Linked DNA regions of Homo sapiens: region 2 is linked to region 1. The links are chromatin contacts, found by Hi-C or POLR2A ChIA-PET in ENCODE. All regions are on one chromosome and are shown on one strand. The core of a region is the stretch at or near the end of the contact, and the rest is flanking DNA. Distances in the headings are between cores, read along the strand shown.

Region 1 (5,022 bases), core at 870-3,369:
TGCCTCCAGCATGTGAAGTCCACCCTCGCACCTCCCACGCCTGAACAACTCACTATTGTAACCCCTTGTTAGTTTTTTAAACGGTACTCAACCCCATTTCAAATCATTTTATTTTTCGCTTAGTCGTTTGTCTGTCTCCACCATGAAAATATTCCCTCCAGAAGGGCAGGACCCATGTCTATTCCCCATGCCCTCCCCTCCTCTCCCCTAGGGCCAAGAACACTTAGCAGGCAACTGAATAAATATTTGTTAAATAAATCACGGTGTTTCCCAATTGCGTGGAGAATGAAGTAAGAGTGAAGACTGGTGAGAAAGTGACAGTCTTCTTGCAATCATTTCAGTCCTGATAATATCAAGAGTCTCAGTGCCGGGCAAGGTGGCTCATGCCTGTAATCCCAGCACTTTGGGGAGGCTGGGATGGGAGGATCACTTGAGGCCAGGAGTTTGAAACCAACCCAGGCAACATAGTGAGACCTTGTCTCTACAAATTAAAAAAAAATAGTAATAGTTAGCTGGGCATGGTGGCACACGCCTACAGTCCCAGCTATTTGGCAGGCTGAGGCAGGAGAATTGCTTGAACCTGGGAGGCAGAGGCTACAGTGAGCAGTGATTGCGCCACTGCGCTCCAACATGGGCAACATGGTGAGACTCTTGTCTCAAAAAGAAAAAAAAAAGCCAGGCGCAGTGGCTCACGCCTGTAATCTCAGCACTTTGGGAGGCCAAGACAGGTGGATCACCTGAGGTCAGGAGTTCGAGACCAGCCTGGCCAACATGGTGAAACCCCGTCTCTACTAAAAATGCAAAAAAGAAAAAAAGAAAATTAGCCGGGCATGGTGGTGGGTGCCTGTAATCCCAGCTACTCAGGAGGCTGAGGCAGGGAGAATTGCTTGAACCCAGAAGGCGGAGGTTGTAGTGAGCTGAGATCGTGCCACTGCACTCCAGCCTGGCGACAGGGCAAGACTCCATCTCAAAAAAATAAAAAATAAAAAACTCTCAGTTCGGTGTCTAACATCTCTTTTCCTTGCTATTCTCATCCCCCAACACCTCCACACTCCCCACACCCTGCCTCTTTTTTTGTTTAAATAGAAAGTACATCTTGGGGCTCAGAGTGAAGGACAGTTATCGAGGCTAGCTAGGATTTCATACTATTGTTTGGTTTTCTGAGTGTTTAATCCCTTTCAAATAACATTTGCGGCTCTACATGTCTGGTAGTAATATAAAGTTTCCCTGGGAAAGAAATGTAAGTGTAAGTGTATTGCTTTAAAGGGAAACAGCCACAATGCAAGTGAAATGAAACAAAAGGCTTGGAGGTGTCTCTGCATGGCTGAAGTTTGGAAACGAATGCACACAGGCATGCACATTCATCCGTGGGACTATCCGCTTAGAGTTCTGTTTGACCAGTGCCTTGTGCAAGGCAATTCAGCAAAGAGAACTTTATTTTCCTCTCTTCCCCAAATAATTCAGGCCTGTGCTGTTAAGTCCTACCTCCTCATCTCTTCCCCTTCCTCCTCTCCCTGCATCCACCTTTAGGAGTTATCATTACTCAGAAAGAGACCAAGAAATATAGGGGACCTGGGACTCCATGAGACCGGATGTGGAAAGCCCCTCAACACACCGGCAGGAAATACCTGCAGCCGTATTCCTAGCCGAATCCTGAAATTGCAGACAAATTTTGCGCTTTTCTGGAAGGAAGTCTCGCTATCATTCATCAAGTTCTGAAAGGGCCCCGAGAAGAGTTCGAAACTACTGGGCTGGAGGTGGCACCAGGAATGGATCGTTGCCCTGGAGTTCTGACCCTTGGTTTTCTGCCGCACACAGCTGATCGGTTAATAATGCAGCAACTTAATAATTAAAATGAGACTGTGTGATCCTTAAAGATGCAGGCTCACTCCCTCCTGTCTTCACTTGAAGAAGGCTGTTGCCACCAAAATCAGTGGGCTTTCCCAGAAGGTTCTGTACTTACCTGTGCTTACAGGTAAACACAGAGAACAGTCTGCTTTTCTCTCCGGGTCTCCTCCACACTTGGAGCTTATGCATCCAGAGACTAGGCTGGCTGGTTCATCTTTTGCCTTCACAATCCTTCATGTTTAATTGCGTCTACTTCTGCCTCTACCCTATCTAACTTCTCCAAAATATTTCTTGTCAGTACCCCAGGATCAAGATGGGTGGACCCACTGCTCTGTTTGTAAGCTGGGAGGCAGGAAGTTTGGCTTGGCTGTGTGACTGTAAACAAGTTACTTCACTTCTCTGACTCATAGGAATGCTGTTAAATTTAGATCAAATGAAGGAACAGATGTGGGAGCTCTGTAGAAAGTTAGAAGAGTCATCTCGGATGTGAAAGCTCTATTTAGAGAGCAGCAATCAAGTCACCATCTGACCAATAACACCTAGAAGACCCTGGAATAAGGCTCCTCCCAGTCAGAAAAAAAAAAATGACATGGAACTTGCAACTTTTGCAGTGGTTTTAAATATGATTTTTTTTAGGTGGGTCCCACTCAATTCTCCAAGGCATAGTAGATAACCCTCCATCAGTAACTATCGATGATGGATATTTGTGGTCCTTTCATACCTCCCTTAAAGGACTCTGACCTAGGCTGGGCGCGGTGGCTCACGCCTGTAATCCCAGTACTTTGGGAGCCTGAAGTGGGTGGATCACCTGAGGTCGGGAGTTCGAGACCAGCCTGAGCAACATGGAGAAACGCTGTCTCTACTAAAAATACAAAAATTAGCCAGGAGTGGCGGCGCATGCCTGTAATCCCAGGTACTCGGGAGGCTGAGGCAGGAGAATGGCTTGAACCCAGGAGGCGGAGGTTGCGGCGAGCCGAGATCACACCACTGCACTCCATCGTGGGTAACAAGAGGGAAACTCTGCCTCAAAAAAAAAAAAAAAAAAAAAAAAAAGACCCTGACCTATTCCCAGGCCGTATGGTGGTTGGGATGGTATTGATTGGCTCCAGATGTGAACATGTGATTCAGAATTGGCCAATTAGATCATCACATTCCCTTCATCATAAGCAATTGGTTTAACTCTGAGTATGTCATTTAGTTTAGGCCAATGAGATGCAACAAGACTTTTACAAGCATTTCTGAGATGTAATCATATTCCTTTCAAATAGAACCTAGCTTGATATTGGGCCAAAGCTGCTGCAGTCTTCTTCTTTTTTTTTTTTTTTTTTGAGACGGAGTCTCGCTCTGTTGCCCAGGCTGGAGTGCAGTGGAGCAATCTCGGCTCACTACAAGCTCCACCTCCCGGGTTCACACCATTCTCCTGCGTCAGCCTCCCAAGTAGCTGGGACTACAGGCGCCCGCCACCACACCCGGCTAATTTTTTGTATTTTTAATAGAGACGGGGTTTCACCATGTTAGCCAGGATGGTCTCGATCTCCTGACCTTGTGATCCGCCCCCCTCGGCCTCCCAAAATGCTGGGATTACAGGCGTGAGCCACCGCGCCCGGCCTGCTGCAGTCTTCTTAACAGCAGAAAGAGAGAATTGGAGAATGGCCTGCAGCAAAAACTGGAACAAGAGATGAATGGAAACAGAGTTGTGATTTTATTACTTGAGCTCTGGAATCCAGTTGTGCCTGAATTATTGAGCTTTTTCATTATATGAAATGTAAATTGTGTTTGTTCGTGTGAAACCTCTATGGTATGAGTTTTGTGTCCCTTGCAACGAAAAGAGAACTGACTGACTACAGTATATATATATATATATATATATATATATATATATATATATATATATGTATATATGTGTGTGTGTGTGTGTATTTGTGTGTGTGTGTGTGTGTGTATATATATATATATATATATATATTTTTTTTTTTTTTTTTTTTTTTGAGACAGGGTCTCTCTCTTTCTCCCGGGCTAGAGTGCACTGTGTGATCACAGCTCACTGCAACCTCCTCAAACTCCTGGGTTCAAGTGATCCTCCTGCCTCAGCCTCTAAGTAGCTGGGACAATAGGCATGTGCTACCATGTCTGGCTAATTTTTTAAAAACTTTTCTATAGAAATGGGTTCTTGCTATGTTGCCCAGATTGGTCTTGAACTCAAGGCCCCAAGCAATCCTCCTGCCTCGACCTCCCAAAGTGCTGGGGTTACAGGCATGAGTCACTGTACTTGGCCTCCCTTTGAGAACTTTATGAAAGCTTCCTTTCCAAGAAAAACACACTCTTGTATCCACATAAAAACATATATGGAATTTCAGGATTCCATGTGCCTCCTGAAATCCACCCTCAGTCTCTAGGATAATAACCCCTCTTCCTGAGTGTGGAATCCAGAGGGCTTTTCTGGAAGAATCCAAGCTCTGGAACTGCACTGCTTGTTGTAAATCCTGGCTCCACCGCTTATAGCTACATGAACTTGGGCCTCTCTGAGCTTCAGTTTCCCCAATTAGAAAAAAGGGAATAATATCTAACTTTACAGGGTTGCAGTGAAGCCTACATGAGTTCATTTAGGCAAGGCACTTAGAACAGTACTTGGCATATATTAAATACACACGTGTTCATCACCAACCTCTTTATGATTTTAGTTTTATTGTTTATTTTCACTGAGCTCATTAATTCTAGATCCAACATGGTTCTGTATCTGGCTCACAGATATATCTTCTGGACTACGTATTATTCTTAAAGTAAATAAATAAATGCATGTGTAGAAATTAGGAGTTCACATGAAAATCAGGCTGTATGGCTTCTCTTGGGACATCAGGTCTGATAAAACCAGGCCCATTTGCACCTGGCATCATGAGCTGGAGCTGGAAAATTCTCCGGTTCACCACAGCCCCCACCAGTCCCCAGCACTAACACACAGAATCCATAGTCCAGGATCATTGCGCTTTCAAAGTCATCATATCCCTTAAGGCCAATAAATCATTCTTGTACCCATGAAAATGAAAGCTAGACCAAAGAAGCCACATATTTTTTTTTTTAAGAAAGCAGACATTTATTTAAGTAAAAACTCTGCCCATCAGTTTAACATTGCAAATGCCTTCATTTACTTGCTTTATTACCTGGCCCCTGTGGGCA
Region 2 (4,841 bases), core at 2,102-4,601, 510 kb after region 1:
ACCTCCCGGGTTCAAGCAATCCTCCAACCTCAGCCTCCCGAGTAGCTAGGATTACAGGTGTGCACCACCAGGCCCGGCTAATTTTTTTTGTATTTTAGAGGCGGGGTTTCACCATGTTGGCCAGGCTGGTCTCAAACTCCTGACCTTAAGTGATTCGCCCACCTCAGCCTCCCAAAGTGCTGGGATTACAGGCATGAGCCACCACCTATAACCAAATTTTCTACATGTTACTTTTCCCAAGAACTTGCCAAAAGAATTAAATAAATCATCCACTGTTTTTTTTTTTTTTTGAGACGGAGTCTTGCTCTGTCACCCAGGCTGTAGGGCAGTGGTGCGATCTCGGCTCACTGCAAGCTCCGCCTCCCGGGTTCACGCCATTCTCCTGCCTCAGCTTCCCAAGTAGCTGGGACTACAGGTGCCTGCCACCACGCCTGGCTAATTTTTTTGTATTTTTAGTACAGATGGGGTTTCACCATGTTAGCCAGGATGGTCTCAACCTCCTGACCTCGTGATCCACCCACCTCAGCCTCCCAAAGTGCTGGGATTACAGGCATGAGCCACCGTGCCCGGCCTCATCCACTGTTTTTACTCAGCTCCCATCTCAGGCCGCTTCCTTCTAAAGGGGCCAAGATGCAAGTTAATAAGCAGCTGAAATGAACAGGCTGGCAAAGTAAACCATACATCCCTGGTTTTCCCAAACCTCATCACACAAAGGAAAAGTCAAGGGTGTAATCCACAATAAGGAGATTCATCTGCAGAAAATAAACTATCAAGAAAAGAAAAAAGCAACATCATCTTCAATTAAAGTCAAATTCAACAGTTGTAGCCATCCTATGTCTCCATTTGCCTAACTATCCAGTACTTGGAGCCGTCCACGGTCACTGTGCCAGGGTTAAAGTTGGGCCAGGAGTGGCCGGGCCTCCCTGCAGCCAGCCCATTTTTGTGGCATTTCTCTTGTCAGGCAAGAACCAGAATGACTCTCCTGAAGCTCTGAGGTGAGTACCTCTCCTTTAAAAGCAAATAAAAAGTAGACAGCCCAGAAATCCTCTTCCTAATGGCTTTGGGTCAAACACCCTGGTGAAGAAAGGAAGGCAGAGAACAACAAACACTCCAGTCTTGCAGCTATATTCTATAAAGTCTCCATTGTTAAATAAAATGTATAGAGGTCAATGGTTTGGACTGAGCTCCTGCACTAGGCCCAACAGACCTAACTGAAATGGAGTCACTCTTAAAGTTCCATGTCACCAAGCTGAAACTAATTTCTCTATATGACCTTGTGGGGAATCCAAATGAGAGTAAACAGCTGAATCTCCAAACAAGCCAGTTTTACCTGACGACATGATAAATTGAGTTCCCTCTGCTTTAACCTTTACAAGGAAAGCAACTATGAAATGACCAATCTGCTTTTTGTTTTCTGTTTCTGCTTTCTTCAACCCTTCTCTATCTATAAAACCAACCTCCTCTGCCCAGCTCATTGGAACGCTCATTCTATTTTATGGAATGAGTTGTTGTCCCATTCCAGAACTGCAAATAAAGCCAATCAAGATTTTTAAACAAAATCTGTCATAATTTTTTTCTTTTTGACGTCATGAAAGCTGAATTAGCAAATGCTGAGTCATTGTTTCTAGGGAAATACAAGATTAGGGTCCTACAAACCTCTGATCACATGTTCATCAACCGATCAATATATTATCTTGTTTTATGTGTGTTTCTGTTTAAAGACATCTTAGTTAATATACTGTTGATTCATTAACACTGAACTCATGGCCAAGAGCACTTTAACTCATGTGTGAACAAAGCTCATCTAACACGTGTTTTCTCTGTAAGGCACCTCACATCCTTCTTGCATTCAGGAACACTGGGTATCCCTCTAACACTATGCTTTGGGGTCATTTTCAACAGCAAAATCACTAATAAAAAGGACAAAAATTCAAAACAAAAAACTGGCACTAAAAGCCTGTGAAAAGGAGCCGTGTTTACAGCCCAAGAGCAGAAACTGGAAGGCAGAGTGCAGTCTCCTTCAGCTTTGGCTGGAAGCACATGTTGGGCAATACAAAATTTTCCCAACCTGCATATCCCTGGGGATGACCACAAAAGCACGTGAAAACTGAATTGTGGGTTACAAAAAATTGAATATCTGAATTCACAAATACAGAATCTGTGAATAATGAGGACTGACTGTATTTTTAAAACCATGCCCAAACCAGCTGCTCAAACTGAGTGTCAGAATAAATCCATAGCCCTAATGAGTACAACTTCACCTTACAGCAAACTTCTCCTGTGCCTGTGGAATTCTCACATTCCTTATGAACCTACTCAAAAGTTAACCTCTGTAACAGAAAGCTGCTCTAGTAACTACTGAAGTGGGACCCCCACAAGAGGCTCCAAAGGAGACCCCTGACTGCACTGATAAGAGATTAATTAGAACGGCAACCCAACTGTAGGAAGCCATGGGAAAGAAAAGGAAAGACAACTAAAAATCATTCTGGCAGCAGGTTTTGTCTCTTGTTTAAAAGGTACAGACAGGTGAAGACCTGCAAGTCACTTAGGGCAACAAACATGGCCCTACCTGAGGGACATGCTGTCATTTTGCAAGCCGATCATACAAACACCAAGAGCTTCACACTCACACAGTCTCCATGATGCAGCAATACATCTTTTTTACAAACTTGACTCTGTGATATTTTATTGTCTGGATTTCTGAATAGACTGATGTGGGGGGGAAAGTGGACATTTACCGAGCAGCTAATGCCAGGCACTATGTCGAGAACTTTACCTTCATAACCTCACTGAATTCTCCCCAGCCTGGTAAAATGAATTTTCTCTTCTCCACTTTAACCTCTGGAGCTAAGGACTCAGGTTACATCAAACACCACCGATTTTATTTCCTTCAAGCGGCTAAAATAACTCGAGAGATTGTTTGGATATTTCAACTAGTTGAGTATTCAATTAATCACTTTAATTACTAATGATTACTTTATAAGTATTTCTTATAAACTGGATTCATGAGTTTTCCTCTAGGTAGAGATCTTTCCCTGCAAGAAACGAGAGAAAAAACATTTTCTCTTTACAGAAACTTCTCTCATCTCTAGTCATAATTCTTTAACTGTTTCATGGAAGACTGGACACAGATCAAGCAGCACTCAGCAGACATCTTCGCCCTGACTCCTATAAAAGTGTCACTTCACCGTGAGTGCAAAGGTGGCCCTGAGCGAGTGCCTAACCAAGGCCCCTCTGCCAGGCTTCTCCAGCTCCGGACTCTAAAGGCTTCCCCACAACTACAGGAGAGGTACGCTGTCGAATCCGAATGCTAAGTCTGTCCACATTACTTAGCATGAATAAGCATTTCAATGTTTTACTTGGCGTTGGAAAGGTAGATTGGTTGCCAGCACGACAGCACCACCTTCTGGTTGGTGAAAAGGAATTAAGATACAAAGTCACATCTGGAGCATTTCAAGTTTTGTAAGCCAGATGGATGGCAAAGTTGAAAATCTAGTTTCCATAAAATCCGAACAATGTCAGTAGCAATTAAACACCCTCACAGATCAGTAATGGAATAGTAACTGTAGGTCACTACTGGCTACTGCTCCACTTCTGGGCACACTGCAGCCACTTCCAGCCTCTCAGCCCTGACATTGAAGCCCACTGCGCCCTATGAAAGAAATTCCTTATCATGTCATCAGAGTCACATCCATCCCCCTGGCTGTGCAAAAAGGTTCTCTGCTGTTCACAAAGTCCAAATTTGATGGCCAGCAATAAAGTATCAGACACTGGCCCAACAACCACTCCCACTGGTACTCGTTGGCAGGTAGGGAGTATCGTCCTCTGATGGTTCTAACGAGGACTATCATCCTCTTATGGAGCCCATGAGGACTCGGCATCCCCTTCCTGTTCCCCTCAAGCATGGGACTCCTTGGTAGACTGTGCTGGAGAAGGATCTTGAGTGTGAGGTCCAAATGGGGCTTCCTCCTATAGGTGATACCATCCCTACAGAAATCCAGAAATCCAGACCACGAGACCCCATCATGACAGCTGCAAGAGGCCTCTGAACTCTAAACGATTCCTTAATCTCAGCTTCCAAGAGACCCCAGCAGCTGGTTTCCAGGCCTGCCTTCTTCAATGCAGTGGCCCCATCCACTTGTCAAATGGCCCTTGGGTGTCAGACTCTTCCTGATTCTGCTCATCAGGTAAGCTATTCATCCTGCTCCCTCAAGGAGAGCCAAGCAAGGTGGACAGAGAGAGGACTGTGCTTTAATCACGACATCCTTCTCTTGGTGAGCAGCACAGAAGTCTCCTCCAGACCTGTGGAGACCACAGGGTGAAGGAATGAGCATTTCTTCCTGAAGCTGTCCACAGGAATCCCAAGCCCCAGGCTACTCTAGAGAGAGGCAGCACCTGAGGAGGGAGAGCTCTGCCAGTTACCTCTGCTTCCCCCCAGCCCACCAACACCCGCCACAGTGCTTTGCACACCTGGAAAAGAGTAATTCTTCTTTAAATGAGGACTTTAATCTGTGTTTCTCCTGAAGTGCCTGAGTTCAAACTCTGTTTACCATAACCCTCAACAAGAAATCCATGTGCATTATAACCCAGTACACACACATACATCTGTACGTACAGAACCCTGAAAAAAAGGTTACATTAAAAAAAAAAAACTATATTATATAAGACACACTGACATTTTCTAACTTCTTCCATTTTATTAAAAATGCTGGTCACCATTCATTCAAATGACTTCACAACCCAGTGAGGGAGTGCAACCCTCACTGGGTGAACACTGTCGTAAACTTCCGCCTTCGTTCATCACTCTGTTGGGTGCCATGCTCCTCTCTCTTCTCGGCTAT

What was found. Hi-C counts contacts between places; a loop is a spot of excess contacts on that map. ChIA-PET counts read pairs that join two places held with the same protein, here RNA polymerase II (POLR2A). Pooled maps may share reads with other maps.
Region 2: a loop to region 1 is called in a map of ascending aorta, with 2.3 times the contacts of the local background. The contact joins the enhancer-like site here to the promoter of LINC02185 in region 1. A Hi-C loop is called at or near these places in 1 of 168 maps with a recorded cell type or tissue (ascending aorta) and 2 of 50 pooled maps. POLR2A ChIA-PET finds 5 or more read pairs at or near these places in 1 of 52 experiments (H1).

The regions. Positions count from the first base shown.
Region 1 is chr16:14,013,899-14,018,920 of GRCh38, forward strand. It overlaps LINC02185 (long intergenic non-protein coding RNA 2185), which reads right to left and starts at 2,120. Exons shown (of 3, transcript NR_110909.1): 1 at 1,964-2,120. LINC02186 (long intergenic non-protein coding RNA 2186) reads right to left here. Exons shown (of 3, transcript NR_110915.1): 3 at 4,982-5,022. It also overlaps a transcript of MRTFB not described here.
Region 2 is chr16:14,525,905-14,530,745 of GRCh38, forward strand. The region is part of intron 21 of PARN (poly(A)-specific ribonuclease); the gene reads right to left. It overlaps LOC107984865 (a long non-coding RNA gene), which reads right to left. Exons shown (of 2, transcript XR_001752089.3): 2 at 4,673-4,841. Among named protein-coding and RNA genes, the nearest start is that of LINC03107, 100 kb to the left of the region's middle. Within about 2 kb of position 3,352, at least 13 of the 41 ENCODE cell types and tissues checked have a DNase peak (open chromatin) inside an H3K27ac peak, as active enhancers do.